Regions from separate parts of the Homo sapiens genome. Here region 1 is linked to region 2. A link is a loop called in an ENCODE intact Hi-C map of the cell type or tissue named here. Cell type or tissue: endothelial cell of umbilical vein. All regions are shown on one strand. Links, peaks and the distances in the headings refer to the core of each region. The heading gives the core; the rest is flanking DNA.

What was found. Hi-C counts contacts between places; a loop is a spot of excess contacts. Peaks named below come from ENCODE experiments on the same cell type or tissue, not always from the same donor. Only the 100,000 strongest peaks of a DNase experiment are listed, where the experiment ranks them.
Region 1: a loop joins it to region 2, with 4 times the contacts of the local background. A loop is called at or near these places in 2 of 110 quality-filtered maps.

What each region holds. Positions count from the first base shown.
Region 1 is chr18:61,598,439-61,614,112 of GRCh38, reverse strand. LOC124904314 (a long non-coding RNA gene) reads left to right here and starts at 7,168. Exons shown (of 7, transcript XR_007066395.1): 1 at 7,168-7,262; 2 at 7,459-7,647; 3 at 9,002-9,177. RefSeq lists enhancers at 6,887-7,522, 6,635-7,834, 7,523-8,159. In endothelial cell of umbilical vein, for the core only: no CTCF peak of the experiment used is centred there; DNase peaks (open chromatin) are centred at 5,572 and 7,182; H3K27ac peaks cover 6,352 bases.
Region 2 is chr18:61,541,129-61,555,655 of GRCh38, reverse strand. It overlaps CDH20 (cadherin 20), which reads right to left. Exons shown (of 12, transcript NM_031891.4): 10 at 10,512-10,629; 11 at 5,427-5,678; 12 at 1-1,466. The coding sequence ends at 961. Among named protein-coding and RNA genes, the nearest start is that of LINC01544, 200 kb to the left of the region's middle. RefSeq lists an enhancer at 1,063-1,570. In endothelial cell of umbilical vein, for the core only: a CTCF peak has its summit at 3,962; a DNase peak (open chromatin) is centred at 3,965.

The DNA.
Region 1 (15,674 bases), core at 3,298-11,297, 55 kb before region 2:
TTTGTTATGCAGATTTGCCTTCTGTGTTCATAGTTTCTAGCGATTTAGAGTCATTCTTCTCTTCCTAATATACAGTGGGAGACAACCTTAAATATGGAGATTTCCATCCTAGCATGGTGGTATGTGCTTGTAGTCCTAGTTACTTGGGAGATGAGAGGATGACTTGATCCCAGCAGGTGGTGACCAGCCTGGGCAACATGGTAATAACTTGTTTCTAAAAACGACAACAGCAACAACAAAACAGTCAACACAAATGGAGATTTCCTTCATAGATGTAAATTTCCTTACAATGGGTAACTTTAACGTGTCAGAGCTTCTCCTGTGTCTGCAGTTTCTTAAAATAATTAGCTTAAAATGATCCTTATGCCAAAGAGGCATATTTTGGAGTGGCATATTCTGGTCTCCAACAAGAGTATGGTGCAAGGTTCAGACTGGGCAACCAGCTGAGATGTGCCTACAGAGTTTTAGGGTGCTTAGCCAGAAACTGTATCCAAATCTTATGCTTTTTTACTACTTTGTTCAGCCAATTTGCAGAGGTAGGGTAGAGAGAGTGTCCAGTAGAGAAAGCAGAAGAGGAAAAGGTCCAAGACTAAAATGAGGGTCTTTGAGAAGGTGGTTCTCTCCACGTAATGCTGAGGATGGTTGAATACATGCCAACCAAGCTGCAAAGTAAACTTGGATAAAACAATATGCCACAAAATTAGTGCTCTCAAAACCCATCCTGTCATCCTAAGTTCTGTCCATATAGTTTGATTTTCCCAGTCAAGTTAATTTTCAAAACAAAACAACACAAAACAAAGAGAAAACCTGTGCCTCGGCAGAAGAAACATGGGTGGGAGGTGGGTTTATCATCACTGTAGGGAAAGCTAAACTTTCCTTCCGAAGGCTCAGTAATTGAGTTTGCTGAAATAAACTCACAAGAGACAGATTGACAGGAGAAAAGGCATACAACAGTATTAATGTGCAAGTGCATAAAAGGCTTACAAAGTTTGAACACCTGAAGAAGGGCCAGATGGCTGAAACTGAAATGCCCTGTTTGTAAGGGAGAGCAAAGTGGGGGATGTAGACAATTTTAGAGGAAGAGTAAATGGTTTTTAGGGGAGATATATGGGCTTAAAGAATAGACAATAGGCTGGGACAAAGTTTCTCTGGGCTCTGGGGAAGATGGTGACAAGTTATAGGAAGCTGAGGGACAGAACTGTACTGTGAACAACAGTTGTTATGCTGATAAAGTCTCTCAGGTAACAGGCCTCAGAAGAATAGATAAAAGGTCTGTACAGATGGGCATGGGAACAGCCTTCATTTTCTTCTTCAGTGACTAATCCCCTGACAATGAGATTTCAGACAAATGTTTGAAGGTAATTGTGTTTCTTTTGGTAGTACTGTCCTCAGTCAGCTAACTTCCCTAGAGAGAGCTCCTCCTTGTGTTTGGAGGAAGAAAAAGGGAAGGTCAGAGAGACCTTGCTTCTGAGGCAGCTTCTAAAGCCTTCTAATTTCCTTTAATTCAAAGTGCTTAGCATGCCAAAGACCATACTTTGTGGTATTGTTTTCTGAGCTTCAACACTACCTTGGTCCAAGTAATCAGGCCTGGAGTTGAAGCAGAACAGTTGGTTCTTCTAGCTGAGATCCCAAAGAGATGCATTCAGTAGTGAAACCAGCATTGCAAATTTATAACCGAGACAGTGAAAGAGATCTAACTTAACCAATGCAATCTTGCTTCCAACCTCCAAGCTGTCCTTGTTCATTCCAGGGTATAGGCCAAACTTACATTGAGAGGCACTAGTTTATCATTGGAAACAAAGAAGAAAACAGCCCTTTACCCAAACAGACCCCCTTCTTACCTTTGGACTAGACTGCCTTTATAGGACTAACAAATTAGCCAAAAGACTGGAAATTTTGGTTTAGGAGTCATGCAATTGGAGGCTACAAGATTCTGACCCTCCCCAAATTGCTTCTAGGAATAACATCACTATTGGAAAATCTTAGATCAGTGCTTGAGATATTTTGCCAACACTGAAATTGATGGACCAGCTGGCACCACCCAGATTGACAAAATGGCTCATCTGATCTTGTGCCCCCTCAACCCAGGAACTGACTCAACAGAAGAGCACAGCTTTGACTCCGTATGATTTCATTTCCAACACAACCAATCAGCACTCCTGACCACTGGCCCCCAACCCACCAAATTATCCTTAAAAACTCCAATCCCTGAATGCTCGGCAAGACTGATTTGAGTAATAATATTTCAGTCTCCTGCACAGCCGACTCTGTGTGGATAACTCTTTCTCTATTGCAGCTCTCCTGTCTTGATAAATTGGCTCTGTCTAGGCAGCAGGCAAGGTGAACCCACTGGGCAGTTACTGTAGCCTCCACCTAATAGAATTCTAATTTAGTGCCTCGTAGAAAGAATGAAGTCCTTCAGTGATCAGCATGGGAATCATTTTGCTTAGCTTATCTCACCTAGGAACCATGCTCCACATAGTGTTTCATCCAGTTCCATCTTCATTAATTGAACATATGGGGACCCACTTGGAATGAAGAGTTGGTATAAAGATTAAGTTGAAGACATCTGAGATTCAACAGGTACAGAAAGGAGCCTTCTTGAAGCATTCCTTATCTGACTAAAAGCAGGAACCTCTGGTATGTGAGATTGCCATAAATTCTCTCTTTAGGGCAGGTCTTTGGGAGACAGACCAAGAGTTAACCTACCACAGATTCGCTCTTCCAGGGAGTTTCATGACCATGAAGAAGATAGACCACTTATCACAAACTTTCTTATCTTTAATTTGTTCTCCTAAAAATCCATCTATCATTCCTAAAGAAACTTATTTGTTTTTCCCATAGATGTCTTTTCTTCCATCTTCCTTTTCTCTCATAACTTAAGTACATAAGCCCCACATTCTAACCACTTCTTTGATTTACTGAGCACTCCTGCATATATGCCCATTATATGAGCAAATAAACTTCCTCTTCTTCTTCTTCTTCTTTTTTTTTTCAGTTTAATTTGCAGGCCTCCTAAGGAACAGAGAAAAAGTTTTTCCTCCTTCACAAACTCCTGCTGTGTTAATTTGAACTAGGCATAGTGCTGCGTACTGGGGTTGAGGTGTGGGGAACATAACCCACAAATATCAGTGAAATATAATCTTTGCCCTTTAGGGGTAAATGGGAAATTCTTATTGGCAGAAACTGTTCTTTGCACTAGTAATGACCCATTTCAAAGGGTCATCCTTTCAGATCCTGTTGGAAGGTCTTAAATATTCTTTTGAATTTGGGCTGGGGAGACACATGGTATGAAATACAATGGAGACACAGGATGTTAGGTCAAACATGAGAAAGATGGTGCAGAGCTTCGCCAGCTGTATGAGCCATGAAGTGCCCCAAGAACTTGGACAGCCCAGAAGTTTGTCATTAATCTTCCCCATTTAAGGAAGAGCTCTTGGCTTATGTTAGCATATTTGAGTTTCCCTGTAATCTAGATTAAACTCCTTTCAGAGGTGTTATAGAGCAGGGGTCCCCAACTAGTACCAGTCTGTGGCCTGTTAGAAACTAGGCCACAGAGGGGAGGTGAGCAGTGGGTGAGTGTTACTGCCTGAGCTCTGCCTCCTGTCAGATCAGCTGCGGCATTAGATTCTGATAGGAGCATGAACTGTGCAAGTGTGGAATGTAGGTTGTGCACTCCTTATGAGATGGAACAGTTTCATATTGAAACTGTCCCCTCCGCGTCTGTGGAAAAGTTATCTTCCACGAAACCAGTCCCTGGTGCCAAAAATGTTGGGGACTGCTGTTGTAGAGTACATAGAAAGAACCATCAACATCTTTGCTAGAATGCATGCAGCTTCTGAAGGCGAGGGAAAAAAAATCCATTTTACTGTCTCATTCTAGGTTCAATGACTAAAGCCCATAAATCAAACTGATGAAAGATTAACAAGAGAGAAAACAAACAAACAAACAAACAAAAAACAAAAAACAGTTCTAATTATATATGTATGCAGCAGAGAAAAGAAATGTGGCTCTCAATCACAGAAAAAAAAAATGTGGCTCAAGGAGGCAGCCAGATTGAGATTCATACACCCTCTTAGGTTAAGCAAAGGAAAAGGGGCTTGGGGCTTCTGTATGGGGAAGACAAGTTAGGGGAAGGTGAGGGGAGGAAATGTATAGTAAATAAGGATTGCCTTGTTATGCAGATAAGAGTGTCTCAGTGATAAGAGCTGTCTCCTGAGTAGCTTTCTTCCTGCTATGGAGGCACTTTTGCAAATGAGAATTTCCTTATTAAATATAAGTTTTCTTTACAAAAGGGAAAATTTATTCTTTAGTTTTAGGCAGTTAGAGGAAATTTGAGCTCTTCCTCCATCTGCTGGTTCTCAATTGCCTTTAGCTCAAAATAATCCTCATGCCAAAGTGGCATATTTTTTTTGGGGTGGGGGGGGCGACATATTTAGTACTCTTCATATCCAAGCAAATCTAGACTCAGGTTAGAACATTTTCTCAAATGATGATGCATTTGGATGACTAGTTGGCTAGGCTGGGCAACAGATTTAAGAGTGTTTGAGAAAAGGTTACTGCTCATTATGGCTTCAGCCTTCCTGACATGCCTACCTCATGCTCCTTTTTAATCTCATACTGCTAATTTCCATTTAAACACTGTCTCTTCTTAGGGCTTATTAGAATTAGTTGTCTCTGGGCATTACATATTCAGCATTTTGTCTGTGTTCAAAATTTCAGCTAAAGAGAAATTCTCCAAATTGCACAAGACATGATGGAATTCATTCTTTTAACAGCCTTGTCTCACTAGTTTTGTGTTTTGCAGAGGAGAAGGCAGCTAGATTCCTTTCCTTTCATGTAATAAAACATAGAGAAGAATAGGTCTTACAGCAAACCAGAAGCAAAGTTACAATGAAGACAAATATTTGAGAATACATCCAAGAATTTTTTGGGAAAAAAATGTGCCCTGGGAAAATAGATTCCAATCAACACAAATTAATTTCTTAGGAAAAAATTGTTAATATTTCCCTCCTCCTTTATTTCAGCATTGGCATTTTGATTATGGGATTCAATTCATGCCACAGAATGAGGACATGGTTTGATCCTGTCCAATGCAAGTCTTGTTGGGGATGAAAAATAAAATTTGGTACTAATAAGGTGTCCATACCTTAATGGATGAGAAATAGATAAGTTCTTCTGGTGCAGGTACCATGTCTTATTCATCTTTATGCCTCCGAAATGACAAGCCCAGTCACCTGTACATGGTAGATGATTGAAAAAAGTTTACTGAACTGAATTACTGAAGACAAGTGAATCTTGGGATTTGCTGTGTGCTCTTAATCTTTTGAGGCTATTGTCTAGGACAAGCTTGAGTCTTTTCTGGGAATGTGTATTCCTTCTTATTTTTAACTGTATACCTGAAGGTTTGTACATGGTTACTTAATCAGCATAGCATAAAATCCAAGGAAATAGCTCATTTACATTCTGCTTTATTTAAATTAGACCTAGGGAGATCTTACTCAGCTTACTTCATTATTAATAAATAATGAAACTATTCAGGAAGGAAACTTCAGTACTGGGGTGAGGGAGGGCTAGCTGTAACCATGTAGATTGCTAACATTTTAGTGAGGGCTGAGTACTACAAACACTGTGTATGAGCAATTTATGGAGTAAGTTTTAAATATAGCCTAGTCTTGGAGTCGAGGAATAACCAGATCAGTGATTGGTTGTTTCTATGTCTCATACCCAGAGTCTAGTTTTCCCCCTGTTAAAATTATGACCAGTAAACAACTGTGCTTTCTACAAAACTGGGAAAGTGCTTGTAATGGTCAGGCTTGAGTGATGTATGTAGCAAAGCAAAGTTGGCAGGTGCAGAATGAAAGATAGTGGTCACTTCTCCACTCAGGATTTATTTTCATTGTTTTTAGCTGGGAAAATAAATGTGGAGATTTTTCAGACAAACACGGTTTCTTGAAAATGCAGGTAATTGCTCCCATTGGTGTGCTCTGAAAGCACAGTGATACTTGCTAGGATAGATCATGAGCTGACATTACATTTCCAGGCTGGAACGCTGGCCTTTATCACAGCCTCAGAGGAAAAGGAGGCTGAGACTGAATGAGGCTGCAAAAGAGCTGACTGCTGAGACCATCACTTTTGCATATAAATTTTAGATCCTTTAATAACATGAAATGGTCTGGGTGCATTACAATTCCACATTAGGCATTGGCTGGCTGTAGACATCCAGGCAAGTGTAGGGGAGAAAAAGATAATTTTCTTTCTACCCAGTCTGAGTTCTTAGCCAGGACCCACTGTAACAAAAGATGGTTTAACAAGAGAAAAAAAAATAGAAGTTTATTAACATGTCTGCCTCATATATACATGAGAGTCACCCAGGGAAAAATGAGTAAATCCCAAAGAGATGGCTTTGAGTTCAGGCATAAATACCATCTTTAACTGAAACAAAGAAGGGTGTGGGAAAGGCAGGTTATGGGGAGGTAACCAGGAAAAGCACGGCAAACCAGGGTAAGGTTTATTGAGATTTGTCAGTGCTGTCTCCGCTGTTACATCTCTAGTGATTTAGACTGGTACAGAAAGGAGACACGAAATGGAGATTTCCTTCATAGATGTAAATTTTCTTTGTGTAATTTCTACTCTGTTTTCAGAGTTTCTCCTATGTCTGCATTTTCTCGAAATAATCAGCTCTAAATAATTCCTATGCCAAAGAGGCATATTATGGGGTAGCATATTCTGTTCTCTTACATGCTCCTTGCATCCCTTAAAGGGTTTTTTGTGGGGGGTGTTAAATTGTCCTACTATTTAAAACCATCTACCCTTAGTTATATAGTTCTCATGTGTAAATCTTAAGAGTGCAATTTAGGGCAGGCATGGTGGTTTATATCTGTAGTCCCAGCACTTTAGGAGGCTGAGGTGGGAGGATTGCTTGAGCCTGGGAGTTCGAGACCAGCCTGAGCCACACAGCAAGACCTCCATCTCTACAAAAAAAAAAAAAAAAAAAAAATTAATGCAAATTAATAATCTGATGAAAATCTTCCCACTTCCTTTGGGAATGCCAGAGCAGTGAGTCACTAGAGAGCCTTCCAGAGAGGGGAAGTGGCTGCATGCCTGAGCTCGTCACTCATTGGCACATCAGTTATCTCTGCCCTGCAGAGAGCCAAGGCGTCCTTCAGACAGGAAATAGGATCTTAGTGGGTGGCCGCCAAGAGCGCACAGACTTTGAAGCAGGAAAAGACAGTCTCTAGAGCAACATGGAAAGGATCCAGGTAAGGGAGCTTCTGTCGTCAGGGCCACATTGGCACCAAGGGGGTGCAGCAGAGGGGCTGACTTAGAAGAAGGCTAGTTTCTTCCCAATGCCACCCTATTCCACCACCCCACCACCCACGTTCTAAATGGTTTTGCGGAAGTGAATTGCTTAATTTCCCATCTTTTAGCCTTTAAAACATATTTTTCTCCCTCAAGTATTTGTTTTCAGGCAAAAGCAAGCCTCCAAAAGCCCCTTGGTTCTTCTCTGTGTGTCTCGCCCCTTCTGCCTTGTACACCAGACTGCCGGCAAGCAAGCGGGGAGGTGGCGAACAGCTGGGATCCTCCAGTGAAAAGTTTGCTCAGCGCGAGAGATGTCAAGAGGCTGGGATTGTCGCCTATCGGGAGGTGGGGAGCTCTCTCACTCACACTTCCTGGGAAATGAAGGAGAACTAATAGGCAGCCCGCATTTGCAGCCAGCCAACCTGGGTGGTATTCCTTGAAGTGAAGCGCTCATAAATCCCTTCTGGGGCCAGAGCCGGTTTCACAAGCTGCAGGATTTGGGTGGCCTGCCTGCTCTTTGGGAGCGGGCTTGGGAAGCTGAAGAAATTGAATCAGGACCTCAGGCCCTTTACAGACTCCCTTCTACACTTGGTTGCTGATTAAGAACATTATGTGGCATTTAAAATGGCACAATTATCTTCCGTTGGCCGTTCCTAGCTAAAAGTAGACTCCTATCAGCCCGTGACTGACGACAAGAAGGCTCTTCGTCCCTGTTTTTGAAATAAACATGGGTATAATCTGAATGTGTCAACTGCTTATTTCCTAAGGGAGTCTAATGGATAATTTTTAAAATCTAACTTGGACGTATTCATAATAAGCATCGTCCATTTTGCTAAGTTCTTTCCTAAGGCAAATAAATAGAGTCTTGCAATTGCTTTCTTTGTTCTTGTCAGAATGTTTCAGGTTTAGATTTCTCACCCCAGGGGAAGAAGAATGTGTGTACAAGTACATTTGGCAAACTGGGTTTGAAAATGTAGAGGAATATGCTTCTCAATAGAGAAGTTTCCCTCCCATATTTTCTTATGCTATGGGTTGGAAAGGCTATGTTTCCCTGTTTGCCAAATGCAAAAACAAACAGGCAAACAAACACAATTTTTAAAAAAAGTTAAAACAATAAGAAGGCCAGAAGCAATCTAATTTCAGTAATATTTTTAAGAAATTAATGGCCTGTATATGTGGCAACAGACACTTGGAAAAGATCAGGCCGACAGATGGGCACAAGTAAAGCCACAGGAAAACTGGGAAGGATGATAAATATTATCTGTAGGACATTTTTATCCCCCTTGTTAATTAACTATCCTGCTTTTCTTACAACAGCTATGCTTATTTTCCTTTTTACTCCAAAATTGTTTTATTTCATATTGCTTTCTTTCAAGTTTTCTCATATTTCCCTCCTGTGAGTTTTTTTTTTCTTTTTTTTTTTTTCTATCCCAAATCTGCTTTGATTTTCCATCCTGTGTTCTCTCCCACATCTCCTTCAACAAGGTTTTTGCAGGGAGAAAGGAAGGACATTTCCTTTGCCTCTTGTCAACTTCTTAACAATTTTCTTGCTATTAATGTCTAACAACTTTCCAGCCCCAGGGAATACACATACCTTCTTTTTCTATAAATTGTTGTGTGCTGTTCTCACTGCCCATCGTTGAAAATGCAACATGGCATTATTAATCTTACTCTCACTCTCTTTTTTTTTTCCTCTTAGAAGAATTCCACAGATGAATTGGTTCTGCCCTGTATCTTTGAATGGTTTTTATTTTCTGATGTCCAGTGTGGCAGCCTGGCAGAGACATTTAGTTGAAAGAACACGGGGCTCTGGAAACAACCAGTCCTCCTTGGTTCATATTCTCGTGTTGTCACTTATTAACCGAGTGACATTGGGTAAGTTCTTTTGTCCCTTTGAGCTAGTGTCTTCATTCCAATAACTATTCCTACCATCTGAGTTTGCTAATGGGTCTCAGGGAGAGGTAAGACATATATCACTTGGTACCTCATTTCATTTCTCTGATAGCAGAAAGTGGGAAGGTCATGACCAGTCAAGGGGCCTCTGAGTCAATCACGATTTTTCCTTCTGCAGAGTGTAATACCTTCTTTTCTTCCTGCCACAGAAAAAAACCACACTTGCTGAGCCAAAGAAGACCTTTCTGTTTTTTGAATAGCTTTGACTAGGTACATTTCTTGAAAAGGATTCTTCTTTGGCAGGAGAAGCCCAGATTTGAGGTCCCATGGTCCAGGAGGCATCTCATATACCTCTCTTGGTATGCCTACTGTCCCATTTTATTGACATCTCTCAGCAGAGTGGGAGATAAGAGGAGATGATGCTGGAATTCTTTCTGAGTATCAGTCTAGCATTGGCGGAGGGTCGAAAAACTGTAATAAAACTCTCTAAGGATTTGTCTAATTCAATAACTTAGATCTGAGCCAACTATCATCTCCTTGGAGAAGACTTCCCTGACCGTATGATCAAAATTACTTCCCCCAGTCACCCTCTAGTCATCAGTGTTCTTTTATCCTCATCCCAGCACTCACCACTCTCTGAAATTACTTGCTTATTTATATGTGTACTTGTTTATGTTTCTTGTTTGTTCCCTCCACTGAAACAAACTCTATGACAGCTCTTATTTTCTTTTCTAAGCCTCATTGCTTAGAACAGTGTATGACAAAAGTAGGCCCCCAATAAATATTGTTACATAAATAATTAGACTATAGATCTCACTAATGTTGGAAATGACCCCAGCATCTATAAAGGAATAAATATAGCAAAAGATATAGTTCTGGCTGGGCTCAGCTAATCTCACCTGGTTCATCTACCTGGCTGGGCATGTATGGCAGGGCAGAGTTTCTTTTTTAGATTCGAACTGCATCCTAGTTGAACACACTGATATATCCATAATGAAGTGACTACTCAAGAAGAATCAGGCAGCGATTGCAGTTTTATTTATTTCATGGAGTAATAATCACCACAGTTGATCATGCCTCCTCCTTTTTGAAAACAGTTTCTTACCTGTGTTCTCTCTTGAGTTTATCAGCAGTTGCACCCCACTTCAGTGTCCACCATTGGCTCCTGTCATCTCCCCAACCTTGACTCTCTTCTCATCTCTGTCATCGTTCATTCTCTAGGTGACTGTTTTAGTCACATGGCCTTGTTAGGAGTCAGAAGCAGATACCCCCAAATGTGGTGCTTTTAAACGCTGAACTGAAGAAGCCTCGAGGTCTCTCTGGCATCTCCCTACTCCTGACATCTCTCCTCAAACCTTTATCTGCCTAAGATCTAGACATGCCAAAAGGAACAATTGTTTCTTCTTCCCCTCTCTGTAAGTCCAAGAGTGTAATCACACCTGAACAGAACCTTTTCCAAGGAAATGTACAAGTTCATCTCTGTTCCCTGAGCCACTCATTCTCCCTAGTAATCCCCTCAACAGAATCGCTCTTCCCTCCCCTCCCATAACCTGCTCCACCAGGAAGGTGTGTAAGCTTCTGAATGCTCTTGAGGGGTGGGCAGTCTCTCGGTGGTTCTCCCCATGTATATACATTAAATAAATTTGTTTGCCTTTTCTCCAATTAACCAGTCTTTTGTGAGTTGATTTTTCAGTGAACCTTCAGAGCGTGAAGGAGAGGTTTCCCTTTGGTCCCTATAGCCTCAGATACCTTCCCATTCTGACAACCATGACATTATATTTTCAGCCTAGACACATATTTCCAGGATGTGTGATATACCCATTTGGATGTTGAGGTTGATTGTATGATGTCTACAGCCTTTGCTGTGTGACTCTGCATTCCCTCTCACTGAGAGGCAGGATCTACTCTTCCTGCCACCCCTGTGGAATCTGGGCTTAGTCATGTCACTTGCTTGACAGGATGAGGCCAAATTCAATGTACTGTAGGGAAAGAAATATCTTTTCCTCACCTATCACTATATTCATGGGTGAGGCCCCTATAACAAAAGACAGATTAAAAAGACAAAAGCAAAAACACGTATTTAATATAAGTTTTGTGTGGCATGGGAGCCTCCTGAAGAAATAGTTAAACGTGTGTATTTTTATGCTTAGGTGTAGGAAGAGTGGACAGTCATGGAGAAATATGATTGGAGGACAAAAAGCTGTGATCTGCTGGTACTAAACTGGGAGGAACTTAGCGAGGCTTGTGTATTCTGATTTTTCTCTGTGTCCCTGTGTCTTCAGAGATAAGGATGTTTCCTTTTCTCTGGGTATATGAAGGGTACTTCTTGAATGAGGGTCTTATGATCTGTTTCAGAAGAGAAGGGTAGGAGAAGGTCAGAGAGTGACCTTCCTAGGTTTTATGACCTGCTTCAAGGGAGAAGGGTGAGGGAGGAATGATAGTGACCTTCCTGCTTCTGCTGTTTTCTCAAATGCCAATGTGCCATATTTTGGGGTAAGATGTTCTGAACCCCATCAGTGTGCACATACTACGCCTAGTCCTCAAGAGTGCTTGTGTATTTCCACTTATTGTCTCTTGCGCTTCTGCTACTACCATGAGAAGCACAAGGCTCAGCTAACCCTCTGGCCCTGAGAGGAGAATGAGAAGGCGGGACGCAGTGGTGTATGCCTGTAATCTCAGCTACTCAGGAGGCTGAGACAGGAGAATCACTTGAACCCGGGAGGCGGAGGTTGCAATGAGCTGAGATCACGCCAATGGACTCCAGCCTGGGCAACAAGAGCGAAACTCTGTCTCCAAAAAAAAAAAAATATATATATGTATATATATGATGAGAAATTTGGAGCAGAGCTTCCTAAGGAACTTCAGTCAAGCCCTATTAGAGTGGATCACAAATCCATCTGAGATTAGTTGAGCCAAGCCCTAAGCAGCTGACTCTCTCTCTTTTTTTGTTTTGTTTTGTTTTGTTTTGTTTTGTTTTTGAGACAGAGTCTCGCTCTGTCACCCAGGCTGGAATGCAGTGGCACGATCTTGGCTCACTGCAAGCTCCGCCTCCCGGGTTCATGCCATTCTCCTGTCTCAGCCTCCCGAGTAGCAGCTGACTCTCATTTAACCCCCAGACTCATGAGCTATAAAAATTATAGCTTTAACCCATTGAGTTTTTTAAAAAAATAATTTTAGATTTAATTTGCGTAGTATAAATTGCATACGTTTAAAAGGTTCAGTGAGTTTTGACAGGATATACATTGGTGATCTCAAATACTTGGCATTGTCAGTCTTTTAAATTTTAACCATTCTCATGGGTAGGTAGGGGTATCTCATTGTAGTTTTTTTGCTTTGTTTGTTTGTTTGTTTGAGACAGGGTCTTGCTCTGTCACCCAGGCTGGAGTGCAGTGGCGAGATTTCAGCTCACTGCAACTTTTGCCTCCTGGGCTCAAGCCATCCTCCCACCTCAGCCTCCCAAGTAACTGGGACTACAGGTGCTTGCCACCATGCCCAGCTAATTTTTCTGATAGAGATGGGGTTTTGCCATGTTGCCCAGGCTGGTCTCAAACTCCTGGGCTCAAGCAATCCGCCCACTTAGGCCCCGCAAAGTGCTGGGATTATAGGTGTGAGCTGCTGCACGTAGCCTTCATTGTAGTTTTAATTCATTTTCCTGAGGACTAGTAATGTTGAATACCTTTTCATGTGCCTATTGGCCATTTGTTTATCCTCTTTTTGTGACTGTTGAAATCTTTTGCTCCGTTTAAAATTATCTTCATATTCTTCAATTATTAGAGCTCTTTATAGATTCTAGATACAAGTTGTTAGATACACGTGTTACGAATTTTTTCCTCTATTCTGTGGCTTACCATTTTGATTTCTTAAAAACACTTGTTTTTTCTTTTATGCATTGTGCTTTTTGTGTCTTATATGTGAGTTTTGAGGTGGTTTGTGACTCAGCATTCGCTAGCTAAGACAGAAATCTAATAGATATTTCAAAACCAATGTTTCCAAAACTGGACTTCTGATAATCACCCTTCCACCCCCTCTCTAACCTGCTTGTCCAACAGGTGTCCTCATCTCCAAAAGCGTAAACCATTCTTTCAGTTATCAGGCAAAAAACTTTATTCTCTTCTTCCTGCCCCACTCTACGTGTAATCATCAGCAAAGCCTGTTGGAATTTCCTGCAAAGTATACCCATAACTCCATAACTTGACCATCCGTCACCATCTCCACCACTATCACCCTGGTCCAAGCTGCCATGGTCTCTGCCTTGAGTTTTTGTAATCATGTCTGAACTGACATCCCTCTTTTTGACTTATTGCATCATGATCTATTTTCAACACAGAAACGAGAATGATGCTTCTAACATTTTAGGTCTAATTATGACTCTCATCTGCTCAAAATCTTCCAGGGTTTTCTTTATTCAGGTTAAAACTCAAAATCCTTGTAATAACTCACAACACCATGCACAATCTTTCCCCGCCTCCACTCTCTCTCATATCACTTATGACCACTCTCTTCAGCTGTCACACACTGCTCATGCCCTCCTGGACTTCTTGCTGTCCCTTCAATATTCTAAGCAAACATCTTCTCAAGGCCTTTGCGTCTGATGCTCCTGTATCTGTAATAGCTTCCTCCCATATAGTTGTGTCCGCAAATTCCTTCATTTTCCTAAGGTCTCTACTCGCCACTTTGACATCTGACATTACATGCTTTATTCTTATTTTTTCCCACCACCTGATTTTTATACATTTGTTTCATATTTGTTTCTCTTCACCTCTTTTCTTTGTATCCTGCCAAATCTTTAGAATGTAAGTCTCACCAGGGAGGGATGTTATTTTGTTACCGGTGGATCCTCTGGGCTTGAAAATTATAAGCTTTTCGAGAGTACAGTGTTAGAGTATTAACCTGTATATAATAAATAACTTAAAGTTTAAAATCAAATTTATAATTTTTGATAAAAAGAAAAAGTCTGAATATTCTCTACAAGTAGAGAATATGTTTAAAATGTTGATGTTCTCAGCTGGGCACAGTGGCTTACATCTGTATTCCCAGCACTTTTAGTGGCTGTGGCAGAGGATCCCTTGAGGCCAGGAGTTCAAGACCAGCCTGAGCAACATAGTGAGAACCACCCCCACCCCGCGCCATCCCTATTTAAAAATATTATAAATAAATAAAACGTTGATGATCTTAAATAGTCCACTTAACCTCTAACCAACACTTACCCTATTTTTCTGCGATTGTTTACACCTAAACTTCTCAAAAGTTGCCTATATTCATGGTTTCCATTCCAATTAATTAATCAACTGAAAGACTCCTCTTGCCATAAGGGTCAAGGAATTTTCCAAGGTTGAGGACAAGGGTCAAGATTACAGTAGGCTGGTACAGTGAGTTGGAATCACTTTTTCTGAAAGTTTACTCACAATAAAGTGGACTGGAGAAAAGAACGGAAGATGAACAGCTTTGTCAGATTTCTCTTCTGCTGGATTTTCTGAATTTCTCATGTTTGCTCTGGATAGTTTTTATTTTGTGCTTGAGTGAATCTGCTGTTTCCTTCCTCATATGCGTATTTTAGTTCAGAGTTTGTTTTTCTTTTTTTAAGTGCTCTTATCCTAACAGATGTTTTTAATATATCATGTCTTGGTTTTGTTTCCAAGAGGTGATATGCTGCAGTTTATCACTGAGGTCCTGAGATGGTCCATACTCTAAGCTTTGTGTCTACTGTGGGGGGCAAAGGGAAAACTTCCCCCTTGCTCTCTGAAGAGTCATTGAAAATCAACTGACAAAAGGTAGATTGGTAGGGAAAAAAATCCATACACACTTATTAATGTGGGAGGCATGGGGAGGAAATCTCCCTAGTGGGGTACACAGAAGCTTATATACCCTTTTCCTTAGGGGAGGGAAGAGATGTGAGATGAAGACAATTCTTTCGAGGGCCAGTACCTCATTGTTCAGGAGAATGACTGGACCAGGATCACAGAAATGAACTTGTAAATGATTCTTTTTGGAATTTGAATGAAGTTGAGAGGCAGGCATTATCTTGTGAAAAAGTCTATTCAGGTGTGGTTGCATTTTTCAGTCTTCTTTTTAAATGAGATTTCAGGGAGGGGATATATCTTAGTCTGTGTTGCTATAAAGAAATACTTGAGGCTGGGTAATTTATAAAGAAAACAGGTATATTTAGCTCATCGTTTTGCAGGCTGTAGAAAAAGCATGGTGCCAGGGTCTGCTCCTGGCGAGGGCCTCAGGAAGCTTCCTCTCATGGCAGAGGGGAAGGGGAGCCGGCATCACATGGTGGGAAGAAGGAAGCAAGAGAAAGAGAGGCAGGAGGTGTCACAGAATTCTCATGGGAACTAAGAGTAAGAATTCACTTATTGTGAGGATGGCACCAAGCCATTCATGAAGGATCCACCCCCAGATCCAAACACTTCCCACTAGGCCCCACCTCCAACATTAGTGATCAAGTTTCAAAATGAGATTTGGAGGGGACAGACATC
Region 2 (14,527 bases), core at 1-8,000:
TATTCTCTATAATACTGATTTTTGTTCAAGTAGGTTATCTACAGTATGTAAACATCCCTTGGATTGACCTCACACAGATTAGGAAAGCCCTCTAACCCATGCTTTTGTCAGATACTTCTTTTTTATTTGGCTTTCATTTGTAGCATCTAATCTCCACATTTGGCACATGGAAGAGACATCTACAGTGCAAAAGAGGCAGATTTTTCTGGTTTCATTCTGAACAATTTTGCAGGGGCACAGTTAAATAGCTGAGAGGAGACACGAGCACTCTAACTTGATGGCGTTGGATGAGCTGTAATGCCAACATCTCTTGGTTCAGCCACTAAACTTGAGCATAAAGTCAATGTCTCTTCCTTCACCCACCCTCCCACCCATCCACCCCCATGCAAGGCTGATTCAGTCTTAACCTTGTCTCAAAAGGGTTACGGGAAATTCCATCCATCCCAGAACAAGTAGGTTAATTTCACTGAGTAACAAGTTTTTTGTTCTTTCTTGTGGGTTGGTTTCTGTGGTTTGAGCCAGCAAAACTCTTAAATGGAGAATAAGATAAGATAAAAAACAGATACGAGAGTAGAACTTTCTGCTTTCAATTGGCATCTCTGTATCCAAGGCCAGAGCCTTTCTGTGGTGGAAAAGTGACAAAGGCCTTAGCGAATGGCAGAGAAAAGCCACCCTTGTCAGAACACCTTGGACTCCAAGCCTTCGCACACAGTGTCAGAAAAATCAAAAAGAAAAGAAAAAAAGGTAATTAAAGATTCTGCCCTCTTCCTTCTGGGTTTCCTTTTGCTTATTTAACTTAATCTACCCAAGTAAAGCTGATCCAGAGAGAGCTCTGTTCGCCTGCTCACCCCCATTCTCACTCTCCAGCACAGTATTGCTCGTGTGGTTGGCTGCACCTTGTCCGCGAAGCACCCGCGGAGAACGTCTGGATTTGGACGCGCGCCTGCCTCCTGGCTTCCGTCACCACAGCGGCGCGGGTCCCTCCGACGCCCCGTAGAGCTCGGCCAGCTTCCGGAAGCGGGGCCCCCAGTCCGTCAGGAAGTCGAAGCTCTGTTCCGAGTCCGACGTGGCCGACTGCAGGGAGCTCAGCGACCCCGCCACAGAGCCGTCCCCCTCGAACATATACGTCTGGAGGGAGTCGAAGGGCGGTGCCCACAGGTCCATGTCGGCCTCGTAGAGCTTGGCCAGCACGTAGCTGTGGACAGTGCTGTTCACTGCGCACGTCTGAGGCACGTAGCGGGAGAGGCTCTCGATCTCGGGCAGCATGTCCTGCCGCGTCTTGGGGGCGGCCCCCGCCTGCGCCTCCCGGGGGTTCCACATGGCCGCGATGTCGAAGGCCTCGGTGTCCTCCTCGCCGCCGCCCTCGTCGTCGTAGCGGACGATGTTCTCGTGGATGTTTTCCTCGTCGTCGATGATGTATGGTTGTTTCCGGTGCCGCCTCATGGACAAAATGAGCAACACCAGCACTGCCAGGAACAAAAAGGAGAGTGTGTTTACCGAGGAGATGTGGCTGTGTGTGCGGTGACTAGAAGTAGTCTTGATTCACCACGGATAGGGGAAGGGCTACCGAGTGGAGGGCTCAGAGATAGCTTTTGGATATCTGAAACCTCGGGGAGTTCTAATTTAAGTCCACTTTGTCCTCTTTCTGTAAGTCAGGTTGTGGACAATGAAGCCCTGTATTTCTTCAAATGGTTTAATTAGAAAAAGTTGCCTATAGTCGCTTACCATCAGCTTGCTGTTTTGAAATTGTGTGTCTACACCTAACACCCAATTTAAAATCCCACTAACAAAGCACAAAGGCCTGCTATGGACCAACATACTCTAAGGACCAGATCACGTGCTCTGTTTATATGATGAAAAATATACATTTATCCTCTTATAATGTGAAAGTCTTATTATGTAGGTGGAATTCTGCTTCCGTATATTAGCATCTTAATAGGATTCTACTCTGTATATAATCATATCTTAATATGCATAGAGACACACATACTAAGTGTGCACCAAAGTTGTAGTCTTTTTATACCTCTAAAAAACAACAGAACATAAGTGATCCCTGGGGTCCAATAAACTCAGGTTCCTCAGAGAAGCCTTTCATTAAAGAGGTGGTTGTGGCTTTCTGGACCCAAGGGTATTTATGGAAGGCAGAGAATGAGCAGTGGCCTTTTATATAATTCATCATGTTATCAAAGAAACACCACACTGTTAGATGTGCCCTTGCAGGTTTGGATAAAATTTTATCCCAACAAATGCATTTTTCCCCCCTAGAATGTGTTCGCTGGGGTTTAAAGGAGAGATAGAGATAATCCCATTGAGCTATTTATCTCTCTGAAAACGTTTTCCAGGAAGAGTGTTGAGGTTTTAGCTGTAGAACTGCTATTGATTTTTTTTTTTTCTGGTGTGCTTTGTTATAGCTGGTGAACAGTGACAGTTTGACAGCACTGCAAAATAAGACCCCAGTTTATCCAAGGGGAGAAAGTGGAGTACATTCATACATGCAGTAAAAGATTACCGACTAATAAAACTCACAACAATGATTTAAAAATTTTTTTGAATGTAGATGTGCTTTTTTATCAATTGCAATTAATGACATTAATACGTAATATTTTCCCAGATAGCTTTGGTGACAAAACATACACAGGAAACGATGATACGCTCATGTGTATTTTCCCTGTGTGCAAAAATACGAGGCGTGGACTGAAAGGAGGGTGGGATTCCTAGAGAAAAAGAGACTAATAGGACTCTAAGGAAGCGTGGGCTTGAATCGAGCCTGAAAGGTTGGAGTGTGATTTGGATTGATGCAGGTTGGAGACGTGAGATTCGAAGTGAGCATGCTGTGTTTGCAGGATTCAGTAAAGTTATTAAACCCAAGTATTTTTAATCCTCTATGCTAAGCAATGGGGAAACAATATTGAGTGTGACATGGATTCTGCTCTTGTGAGCTTGTAATCTAAGGAGATTATGGATGCTGATAATTAATGCAAGTCAGACAGTGATAAGGGCTGTTAGAGCCACAAGTGTCACTGGGAGAGTACAGAGGCAGGGCCAGTGAATTTTACCTGGGAGACTGGGTAGGGCTTCACAGAGGTGACCTTGAAGTGGTAGGGGCGGTATTTTGGATAACGCTAGGAAGCAAAATTGGAAGTCTTTTGAATACCTTGCTGGAGAGAATTCTGATGGTCATGGAGAATTAGGCCGTTTATATAGAACTAGTCCGTCTTTTGAAAAATAAAGACAGCTACATGTCTTTTTTTTTTTAAGGTAATCTAATTAGGTAAATAACAAATATTACATAACAAATATTACATGATGCCCTGAAAATCAGATTTTGAGGAAAATGGTCTTATTCAGCTGAAAGGCTTCTCTGACAGAAGAGAATTAGTTCTAGGGATGGTTTATTCTTCGTGTACTATAGGCACGGTGCGTAGAGCTTATGAGATTTTCTAGGCACTAGATACATATATGAGACATGAAAAAAAAAAACCCAGGAAGTCAGAATTAATTTATTTAGTTGTCTATAAAATATAGTATTTTGTTGACAAATGCAAGTCAAATCTTAAAGTTTGATGAATTATTTTTAATGTGGGATGTGTACTCTTAGAAGTAAGGGTACTTAAAACTGTGAGGATTTTATGACAGCTCTGCTCAATTTAGCTCCTGAAAACTGTTTACTTTTTCTGTACGGTTTAAAAGACAAGACATCATCGTGGGTGGGAAGGGATAAGATAAATTGTCCCTTGCACACCATTTTTAACTTGAGAGCCTCTCCAAGCCAGTCTCTTTAAATCAGTATTTCTGTAATGATGGCTTTTTGTGGGCCAGGGCGAACTTTTAACTTCGACATTTTCCAAAGATAGAAGTAAGGACAGCCAGTCTGGAAATTCCTCCCAGGAACAAGTTTCTTCAAAGGCCTCTTACAGGTCATCCACTTCTGTGCTAAAGGACTCCCAATGCCACCTTATGGAAACTCAAGGAATTGCAGGGAGGTTTTACTTGTCAATGCAGTCAGGGACCAGAAACCGTAACAATTTTCTCTTGACACAGGGATCCAAGAACTTAGAAAGGTTACTTATTTATACTCTTCCTCTCTTTACGTAGGACTGAACTAAAACAACAAAATTAAACCACATGTTGTATTTTTAAATGTATTTTGAGAAGCACATTGCACGGACCTACCTAGAAAATCAAGTGTTGACATTTTACACAGGAACTTCTTTCTTTGGTCTGTCTCTTGGTATAGAGGTGAACTTGGGATCAAGGGTGTATGTGAATATCTGTACCTCTATTCTAATTTCAATCCTCAGGGCTTTTTCCCTCAGAAAACTCGGACTTCTTTTGTATTGAATAATACTAGTATCTACTAAATCTGTTTTTCTCTAAGCATGATATATATGCTATAGATTAGTTCAATAAGAAGAGCAAGGATATATGTACAGATACTTTCTTTTTTGCAAGAGTTGGTTTAGGTGTTTTTATTTCACTGTTTTTGAGTGTGGAATTAGAAAAGAATTGCAAGGATGGCCTTACATACCAGGGAGTTGGGGAGCCACCTTGCAGTATGACTTGAGAGGAAGAAGGAAGGGTTCCTTACCCCAGTAGTGTTCTGCCACTGCTAGCCTGTTATGTCCTTATTTCTTCAGCAGAGGCAAACTGACCCTGTTTAGTCACTGTTCCTGGTTAGATGGCCATGGTGCCTAGGAGGTGTACTAATCACCCCAAACAGCTTATTCTCCAGAAATCTGTGTGGTTCACACCATCACTTCCTTCAGCTCTCTGCTCAAAGGTCTTATCAGTAAGGGATTCCCTGACTACCCTGTTTGAAGTGGCGTCTATCCCTGTCACTTTTCCAACCAGGATACCTTATCCCTCTTCCCTTCCTGTAATACCACCTCCAGAATCGGGATGAGCATTTAGGAGAAAGGCAGTGCCTTTGAGCCACAGGGGTGCCCAGTGTATATAGCCTGCCTGCATTTCAGCCCTGGCTGTGCCTCTGACTTTGGTTTTGAGCCTGTCACTTACCCGTTTGTGACTTAGCTACTACTTAAATGAAGGGGTTAGAAGAGGTGATCATCAAATCCTGTCTAAATTGTAATTTTGATTCTATGATGTCAAAATGAACCTGCTTTGTTCTGAAGTAAACTCAGGAAGGCCAGGACTTGTCTGTTTTATTAATCCTAGCACCTTGTGTGGTGCCCCAGCTCATAGTAGATACTTTATAAGTATATGTGCTTTGATCTTGCCACAGACACCTCGAAGAAGGGACTGTCCTCAATTTCTTTACTGTTTTTTGTGCAGCCTCACTCTACCACCTTTTGAGTAAGCAAGGTGTGGAAGACCAGTTCTGAATAGCTGTGTCAGGAAGGTAATGAACAAATGTCTGAGTGCGCACTGGCAGGACTCCACAGAAGGGAAAGCAGCCCCTTACTCACCTAAGAGGACAAAGATGCAGGCGAGGATGGCAATGAGGGCGCCCCGGCTCAAACTGACTGGGAGCATGTAGGCCTCTGGGCTGCAGGACATGACGTGGCCGTCGTCATCACAGCTGCACACTTGGATGGTCAGTGTGCCTGTGCTGCTCAGCACGGGCTGCCCGCTATCTGCTATCAGGATAGGCAGGTGAAAGACACTCTGCTCCTGCTGCCGGAAACCAGACCTCCTGGTTAGAATCCGTGCTGTGTTATCTGAAAGAAGGAGGGGTTCCAGGATTGGAAAAGGGAAGGTGAATTAATTTCTTGGATTGAGGAAAGCAAGGGGGCAGGGGCAGGGTGTAGGAAGGAAAGAGGATAGTCAGATATTCCCTGGTAGTGGTCAACCATGGCGGGTTTGCCTGGATCAGCATTTGGATTCAGAAACCATGCTTTTTGCTTGCTTTTAGGCAAAACCCTGAGGCCTAAGAAGAGAAAGCCTCTTTTTTTTTTGAGTCTGTCTTATCCTTTGTGACATAAAGTGCCCAAGGCAAACTGTCAGACTTCAGATCTAACAAAAATGTCCCTGGGAAAGCTTGACAGAAAAGAACAATCACTGGTGACTTGTGGTCACTGTTTGTTCCTGCTCAGCAGCTTGCCAAGGCCCCAGTGCTGCTTTGCGCCTCCAGGAAAAGAATGCTGAGGAGCCTGTGTGACTGTGGCAGATTACTTATTTTTGCCGCTTTGTCTGGAATTCACGTCTTTTACTATTTTCTTTTATGCTTCTGAAATGCAGTCACCAACTCCTGTGTTTCCTAAAGAACCTGCTCATTTAGTAGAAGCTTCTTTGAAATCCCCTAATCATATGACACACCTTGTTATTTCTCCTGGGTTGGTGGTCTCACTTTAAGCAGTTAAAATGAACTTGGTGAAACTTTGTTACTGATCAATACTAGAAATCTTTCCTCCAGTTTTAAAGGGGATTAGTCAAATTATTAGATATTTTCTACAAAGTTGGGATGTGTATGTGTGTGTGTTTACATTTATATTCACATATTGTGTTGTGGGAGTTTTCATTTTTAAAATCTACATTCTCAAGTTTCCTGGTGTAGGTTTGAATTCTAAAGTAGATATACTTTTGCAAAGCTCAGATTATTTTCAGCAGAGGAAAAATTTGAGAGATGTAGTAGGACATGCAAGAAGTGATTCTCAAAGCTAATACCACCAACACAGAGGTCCCATGGATGTGTTTCATATTTCATAGGAAAGAGTCTAGAACATCACAAAAAATTTTGAGAGCCTAACCTAAGAAAACATTATTAGTGATTATCAATATTTCTGGTTCTTCTTCCCATTTTGGACATAATAAAGGATTACACTTTTCTATCCTCTTAAATGTGGGTATGTCTGTGTGATTTGCTTTAGTTGATGAGCAATAGTGATTTGTGTTACTTCTAGGCAGAAGTCTGTATGAGCTGGTGTGTAAGTCTCCATGCTCTTTCCTTGCTGTAGTTACTGAGAAAGAACCACAGGGTGTGAGATGCAGAGCGGGGCGGCCTGGGACGCTGAGCTCAGACCCACAGCAGGCTGTATGTGAGCAAGAAATTAACTGTAGTTGTGCTAAGCCACTGAGATTTTTGTGGTAGTTGTTCCCATAGCATAATCTGGGCTATTCTGAGTAACACATTACCCCTTAATTAACTTTTCTTCCTCCACTCTGCTTTTTATGCTAACAGCTATTGTTACTAAAGGCTCATGTGCCATGTACCTGGACTTTGCATGCAGTATCTCACTCAATCTTCACAATTTGGACATAGTAATAATCTTACTCGTTTTCAGAAATAGAAGTAAGGCCTAGAGTGATTTTATTATTTGTTTGAAGCCACTAACCTAGTTAGTAGCAGAGCTGGGATTTGAACTCTGGTCTCTCTGGCTCCAAAACATGTACATGTTCCATTGTGCTACATAACTGCTTATTTAGTTTAGTAATATTAACTGTCAAAAAAAATTCAGATAAGCATAACCTCTTCCTGCTTTGATACAGGCTACTTCTTATTTTCTTCCCAATGGAGAAAGGATGCCAACCTGAGGATTATATTCATATTTCCACCTACCAAACAACCCGTGCACCTTTCTGTGTTCCAGACTTAATAGCTAAATACTATCAATTCCACTTTGTAGTTTTAATTGCTTGTTTTTTCAGAAAGCAGGTTTTTCTCTAATCAGAACTTTTTTTTTATTTTTTTGGTTTAATCCAGGTGAGGTCATGAGACTTTTAGAAAGTCTGACTAGAGCCGAAATTCATAAAAGTATTATACCTACGATATATATGTTTCTTGATCTAAGAATTATTTAAGATTAAAGAAAAATATCAGAGCATCACATTGCTGAGTCCAGTGCTGGAAGGGGCCTGGCATATAGTAGCCACTTGGAAAATTTTTGTTGAATGTGATAATGAGGACTTTAGTAACTTATTTGGAAACAGCATTTTTTTCTGAGGTGACACAGAACACTGTGTGTGTGGGGCGGGGGTGTAGTGGGGGGGCATGGTAAAACAGGACTCAATTTCTAATCCCAGTTTTAATGCTTATTCAGCTTATTGACTCTGGTCTTGGGCCATTTGCTTACTTTCCTCATCTATCAGATGGGACAATAAGAATCAGAGGGATTAATAACTTCCTTAAAGCCTCACAGAATTATTGTAAATATCAAATAAGGTATGGGAAAATACTTTGAAACTGTAAAGTACTATATACACATAATTCTTTTCATAATGTTTTGGGGCTGAAAAGTAAAAAAAGGCTTTACTGGAGATAGTGCCCTGTTGTGTTCATAAAAGGACATCATGTTTCAGGCACAGGAACAGAGGTAGTTGACAGTAGATCTGCCCTATATTAGTCAGTTTTTGTTGTGGTGGCTTTTTTTAGAGACAGGATCTTACTCTGTCACCCAGTCTGGAGTACAGTGGTCTGATCATAGCTCACTGCAGCCTTGAACTCCTGGGCTCAAATGATCCTCCCACCTTAGCCTCCCAAGTAGCTGGGACTACAGGTGCATGCCACCATGTCTGGCTACTTAAAAAAAATTGTTAGGGATGGGGTCTTGGTGTGTTGCTCAGGCTGATCTCAAACTCCTGGCCTCAGGTGACCCTCCTGTCCCAGGCTCCCAACTAGCTGTGACTACAGGTGTGTGCCACCATGCCTGGCTAATTTTTAAAATATGTTTTTCAGAGATAGGGTCTTGCTGTGTTGCCCAGGCTGGTCTTGAACTCTTGGTATCAAGCAGTTCTCCTGCCTCAGCCTCCCAAAGTGTTGGAGTAACAGGCATGAGCCACTGTGCCTAGACTTGTTCAGTTTTAAAATGAGCCCCAGTAAAGGATACTCGTGAGATAAATTGTCATTTGGAGATTAAGAGTTCATGCTTTCTGTTGAAGATGTGCTGACTTCTGTTTTGGGAAACCTTCCAAGAGATGAGTCACGTCTTACTATAGTCATCCAGTGCCGGTGGCCCATCTTTTTAAGGAATTGGTTCCATAAATTGGTGCCCAAAGTCCTCTTTAAGAAATTTGCAGCATTTTGCTGCATTTTGTTTCACTCATTAGAATGATAGCTTAGCTGAACAGTTGAAGAAAAAATATAATGTGTTACAATGTGTTATTTTCCCTCCCCAGGGTTGCCTTTGTAAAGCCAATCCTAGGTTGAAAGCACTTTTTGCGGGAATAGTTTCCCTATGAAGCAGATAAATGAATAGTTCAAAATTTTGACCCAATAAAAACTTCAGGATATTTAATTGAAGTATTTCTGCCTTTATAATTCATATTACCATTCCTTCCAGAATTATTATAGTATTTTTATGGTGACATGTAGGAGGTTGAAGGGATGACTTAGAAGAATGCTTTGCCATTTAGAAGAAAACAGGTTTGAGAATCTCAAGTTTTACAGCAGAAAACTGTCATGTGGGGTTGAAGTAATACTTTTAATCTCAAATAATTGATGTTTGAAACTAAAACCAGGCGTGCCTAACCTAATCATGACTTTTTGTTACCCTTTGCTTAGATTTTTACAAAGCGGCAATTAATATTTTAGAATCGGAATGAAAATGACGCTACTGCAGTCTCAAGAAGTGATGACCTTCCCAGGGTCAGCTGGCTAGCTGGCAGCAGAGTTAACAACAGATGAGGTTCATTTGACAGTTTAACTTATTTTTTCCATTGCCCTGACCTTTTTTTTTCTTTTGAAGCAAATCATCTGGCTACAGAACAAAAGTCCTTCCTTTTCCCATCTGTGCCCAAAGAAGAGTGTGCTGGGTCTATGAGCCCCTTAGCTGGTCTGAATGCTTGTTGGAAAAAAGGGGCCTAGAATTCTGTTCCATCAAAGCTATAGCGGGGAGCAGTTTATGGATAGGGAACCCTACCTGAAAGTATTTCTCTAAATCATTCTAAAGTAATAAAGCTGTTTCAGTGCCAAAACTGTGTTTATGGTCCTGTATTTGCTCTTTGTTATCTCTATTATCCTTTGTCTCCTTATTGTTTGGAGAGCTTTTTACTGTTTCCTGCTTTGATCTCTGCCTAGAAATGTGCCCCCAGGGGTTTTTTATTTTATTGTATTTTATTTTTTATCCTAGATCACTTTCTATCTTTCTCAGATTTTTCCCGTTGTTACAGAACATATGAACAGGGCTGCTACCAGTGGGAATGAAGGATTTTGCCTCTGTGCTTTGCAGTGTTTCTGGCACGGGACAGGCACTCAGTAAACATCTGCCGACTTACTGACTGAATGAGTTTTAGAGTTGGCAAAGGGTTCTCTGTGTTTGTTGTTCTGAAACAAAACTTTAAAAGACACTGTGAGGCTGGGCACGGTGGCTCATGTCTGTAATACTAGCACTTTGGGAGGCTGAGATGGGAGGACTGCTTGAAGCCAAGAGTTCAAGACCAACCTGGCCAACATAGACCCCATCTCAAAAAAAAAAAAAAAAATACACTGAATTATTAACATCCTCCCTGCTGGTATGGAACAGGTAGCCTTTGACACTGTTTGCATAAGACAGTAACCCAAAGTAGCTGGCCTATGCTGTAGAAAAGCACAGATAGCCAACCATCCACCTGATTACCTTGGTTGTCCCTTATGGTAAAGTTGGGGTTGTTAGCAGCCTCAGGAGCCAAGCTGTAGTAGAAATGCTGACCATTGCGTGGGTCATCTTGGTCCACCGCACTCACTGTCTGGATCAGCTGAGGGAGGGACATGAAATCAGGTGAGTTGGAGCCAAAGGAAAAAGCACCAGGGCCCAGTTAAATCCCAAACCCGGAAACGCGATGGTGGGATGTTTTACCTTATGAGAAGGATATCATTGGTATGGGAGAGGGGCAGGGAAATGCTGGGTAGAGAAGGGCAGGGTTCCTGGTGAGGGCTCCATCCTCTGGCCTGTGCCCACGGATCTAAGTGAGAATAGGAACTCCTGTTTTTGGGCCCAAATGTTGCATTTTCCAAGACCACTCTGGCCCACCACGCCCCCCATTCTGTACCCATATGAACTTGAGACCTTAGCGGGCACAGACACAAGCAGCTGGATGTTGAGAGGAGAAGAGGAGCACACCAGCAGACACTGGCAGACTAGCGATGGTGGAATGATGCGGATGCCAAGGGAAGTTCAGCCCGGGACAGTTGGAGAAGAATCTGGCCACTGGGAAGCCCGAATCCGGGGGAAGATCACCTTCCCACTCCATCCCCCGCTTCTGGCTTCCCATCCATTTAACTAAGAACCACCTTCACCACTCAATAAACGTTGCACTCAGCCTTCCAGCCCATGTGTGATCTGATTTTTCCAGTTCACTGGGCAAGAACTCAGGCTGTCACACTGGCCCTGTGTCCTTGTGATAAGGCAGAGGGTCTATTGAGCTAATACAAGCCGTCTGCAGAAGGCGTAGCTGAGAGTGAGCACACTGTAACACACGCCCACTTGGGCTTCAGGAGTCCTAGACGCTGCCTTTGGGCCAGAGCCCAAAAGCGCTCCCCATGGCTTCTGCACCTGCCCGTCTGCATGCTTCCCCTAGGGGTTTGAGCAGCAGGGCACACCCCTGTTCTGCAAGGGGGATAAGGGAACTCTCCCGTTCCATGTGAAACTTCCCTGCACAGTCTCCATGCCATCACACACCTTGGGATTTAATTTTGCTTTAGGGTTGGGCTTGAGTATGTTAGTAGGCATAGGATAAATGTTACCTAAATACTTCAGATGTTAGACATCAAAATAACATATATTCTTCCACCACGGCCAGCCGTTTCTAGGCAGTCTAAAAAATAAGAGACTTTGAGTTAAAGGGCTCGGGTGCCACAAAGTCCTGCTTGACCCCATATTTTCTTCTCACCTCATCTACTTAACCTCATCACTGGCCCAATATTTCAGGGCTAAATTGCTGTCTTTAAGAAGCCCCTATTTAAGAATGACCATGACCTGAAGAGAAGTGAGTGACCCATTGGCATTGGCCATGTCAGGTTAACAGAAAACAGACATGAGGGAATGGGTCACAGAGAGTCACATTTTGTTGGCAGGAGGGAGAGCTAGCAAAGATAGCACAGGATCCCCAGAGTAGAAATGCAGAACAGACAAGAGTCAGAAGCAGAACTCTGGAGTGGGGAGAGCAGGAGGTCAGGTGGCTTCCTCTTGGACTCACTGGCCACGTTTTGCCTTTTCCATAATGTTTTTCAAAGGAGTAAGTTGCATGAAGTCTGTGGAGACCATGATGTAAAAGCTATTAAAGAAATCTGTGTGAAACAGACGACTGGAACAGGAGCTGGCAGGCTGAGGGGGTTACAGAAGAGGCATTGAACGGCAGCCTCCTTCATATGTGTTTCCTCTTCTACCAAGCAACAGCACAGACTATTCCTACCCATCTTGGGCCCAGCCCTGTAGACTTGCCAATCCTGCTGTTTAAAAGCCAGCTGTGCTTCTACCACCATAGGAACCAGGACATCAAAGGTCAGTTTGAGGTCCCAGCTGGGCTTGCTTAGTTTGTATTTCTTCATCTGTAAATTAGGGGAGCTAAAGCTAACTCTCACAATATGCTGAAGATTAAATAACTGGGGGTGGTGGTAGGGGGAGCTCCCATCGGGGCCTTTTGGACACTGTGTTGCTCAGATCCCCCTTCAATGAAGGATTTTTCCCCGTCACCTACCAGTCCCTTTAGGGATTGCCAATTGCAGAGAGCCACCTACCCACTCCTATGGTTTGCATATTTGACCCCACCAAATCTCATGTTGAAATCTGATCCCCATTGTTGGAGGTGGGGCCTGGTGGGAGGTGTTGGGGTCATCCAGGTGGATCCCTCATGAATGTTTTGGTGCAGTCGTCCTGGTGATGAGTTGAGTTCTTACTCTCTTTGTTCCTGTGATAGCTGATTGTTAAAAAGAGCCTGGCACCTTCCCCTCCTGCCTTGCTTCCTCTCACCATGTGATCTGCACATGTTGGCTTCCTTCCCCCTTCCTCCATGCATGGAAGCAGCTTGAGGCCCTCCCTAGATGCAGATGCTGGCACCATGCTTCTTGTACAGCCTGTAGAACCATGAGCCAAATGAACCTCTTTTCTTTATAAATTACCCAGCCTCAGGTAATCCTTTATAGCAATACAAACCGACTGAGACACCCATGGTCACCACATCCTTCCAGGGCGACATCCAGTGACTAATTAATGTGATAGTATACGGGTCTGGCTATCCCATCTCAACTTGGGGAAACTCTAGTTCTGGAACTCTCTGAGAAGTCAGCTAAGGCAGTTAGTCTGCATGGCAGCTGGACTTCTTTTGCCCAGTCCTGCTTCCTTCACTTCCCTCCCACAGGTGCTGGCCCCAAGGGCCCTCCTTAATAAACACCTTATACTGGAACTCCATCTCAGGGTATGCCTCCTGGAGACCCCAACTATTGAACCTGAAAGTAGGGGGAATGGAGTTCCCAGGAAGGTGAGGGCCAGGAGACTAATGGAGATAAACTTGCTCACAGCCAATCCTAGTATCAGTGCTGCTCACACTCCAGGATTACCCTCCTGTCCTATCCTGCCTGGAGACAGAGCCGGCACTTTTCAGCTTGCTTGTAGTGCCAAACACATAGAGAGGTAACATATTTCTTGAGGCATGTTACACATAGGTGATTCTACGTAATTTGATAAACATAGTTGGGAAAGTCGTTTCAGAATATCTGGCCTGCGTATTGTGTATATATTGGTGAGACTGGGGCCTGAGGCACAGAGCTGGTTGCTTACAGGGCTTTAAAGCATGAGTGAGTGAAGATACAAATCGCTAAGTCTGGGTTGGGAGCGCATGGCCCGCTCTCCTGCTCTCTGTTCTCCCAGCAGGTCAGATTTCTTCCTCAGCCCCACTTGTCGTGCAATATTCTGCTCAGCTGGTTTCATTCCGCCCTTGTCCATCACCAAGTATGTTATCTGATTTCTTTATGGGCTTCCTTCAAGGCTGCTTACTAAGAGGGAAGCATGTGTCTGGACTTGTCAGATGTGAAGCTGAGGACAGTATCCAACAAGTAAACACAAGGAGGCCCGATACTTTATAAACCAGATGTATCTCTGAGCTGTATGCTTTTGAAAAATCTTCAAAACATTTCCCAGAGCCCAAATCAAAGGTTAATATTTTCAGTATCTTGGCCTAAAGGTGACAAATGGGACAGACTGAACTTGAAGTGAAAGATCTGTACTTCAGATCACTGTATAACAAACTATTAAAAGATGCATTTAGAAATGGGGACTATGTTTGTTTGATTACAAAAACAGGAGAGATAGTTGAAATGTTCTTCACTTGTTAGAATGCAACCTCTCCTACTCTGAAGCCCTTTATTTTGGGGGGAAGGAGGTTTAATTTACTCTGCTACTTATCACCCTCTTTGTATTATAGATTAAAATTAGCTTATTTTATCATAACAAAATATTCATATAATTTTATAACAAGTTTATATTACATATATATAAATTTTATAATATAAAACAAAAATTATTAAAATAAAGACCCAAACCTCCTCACTTAAACTCAACTACCTTAGCACAGTAATTATACTATTTTTGCATCTTCCCTCTCGATCATTGTTCACTTGCAGTCATAATTTTACATGACTGCAAGCATGTAGGTGTAG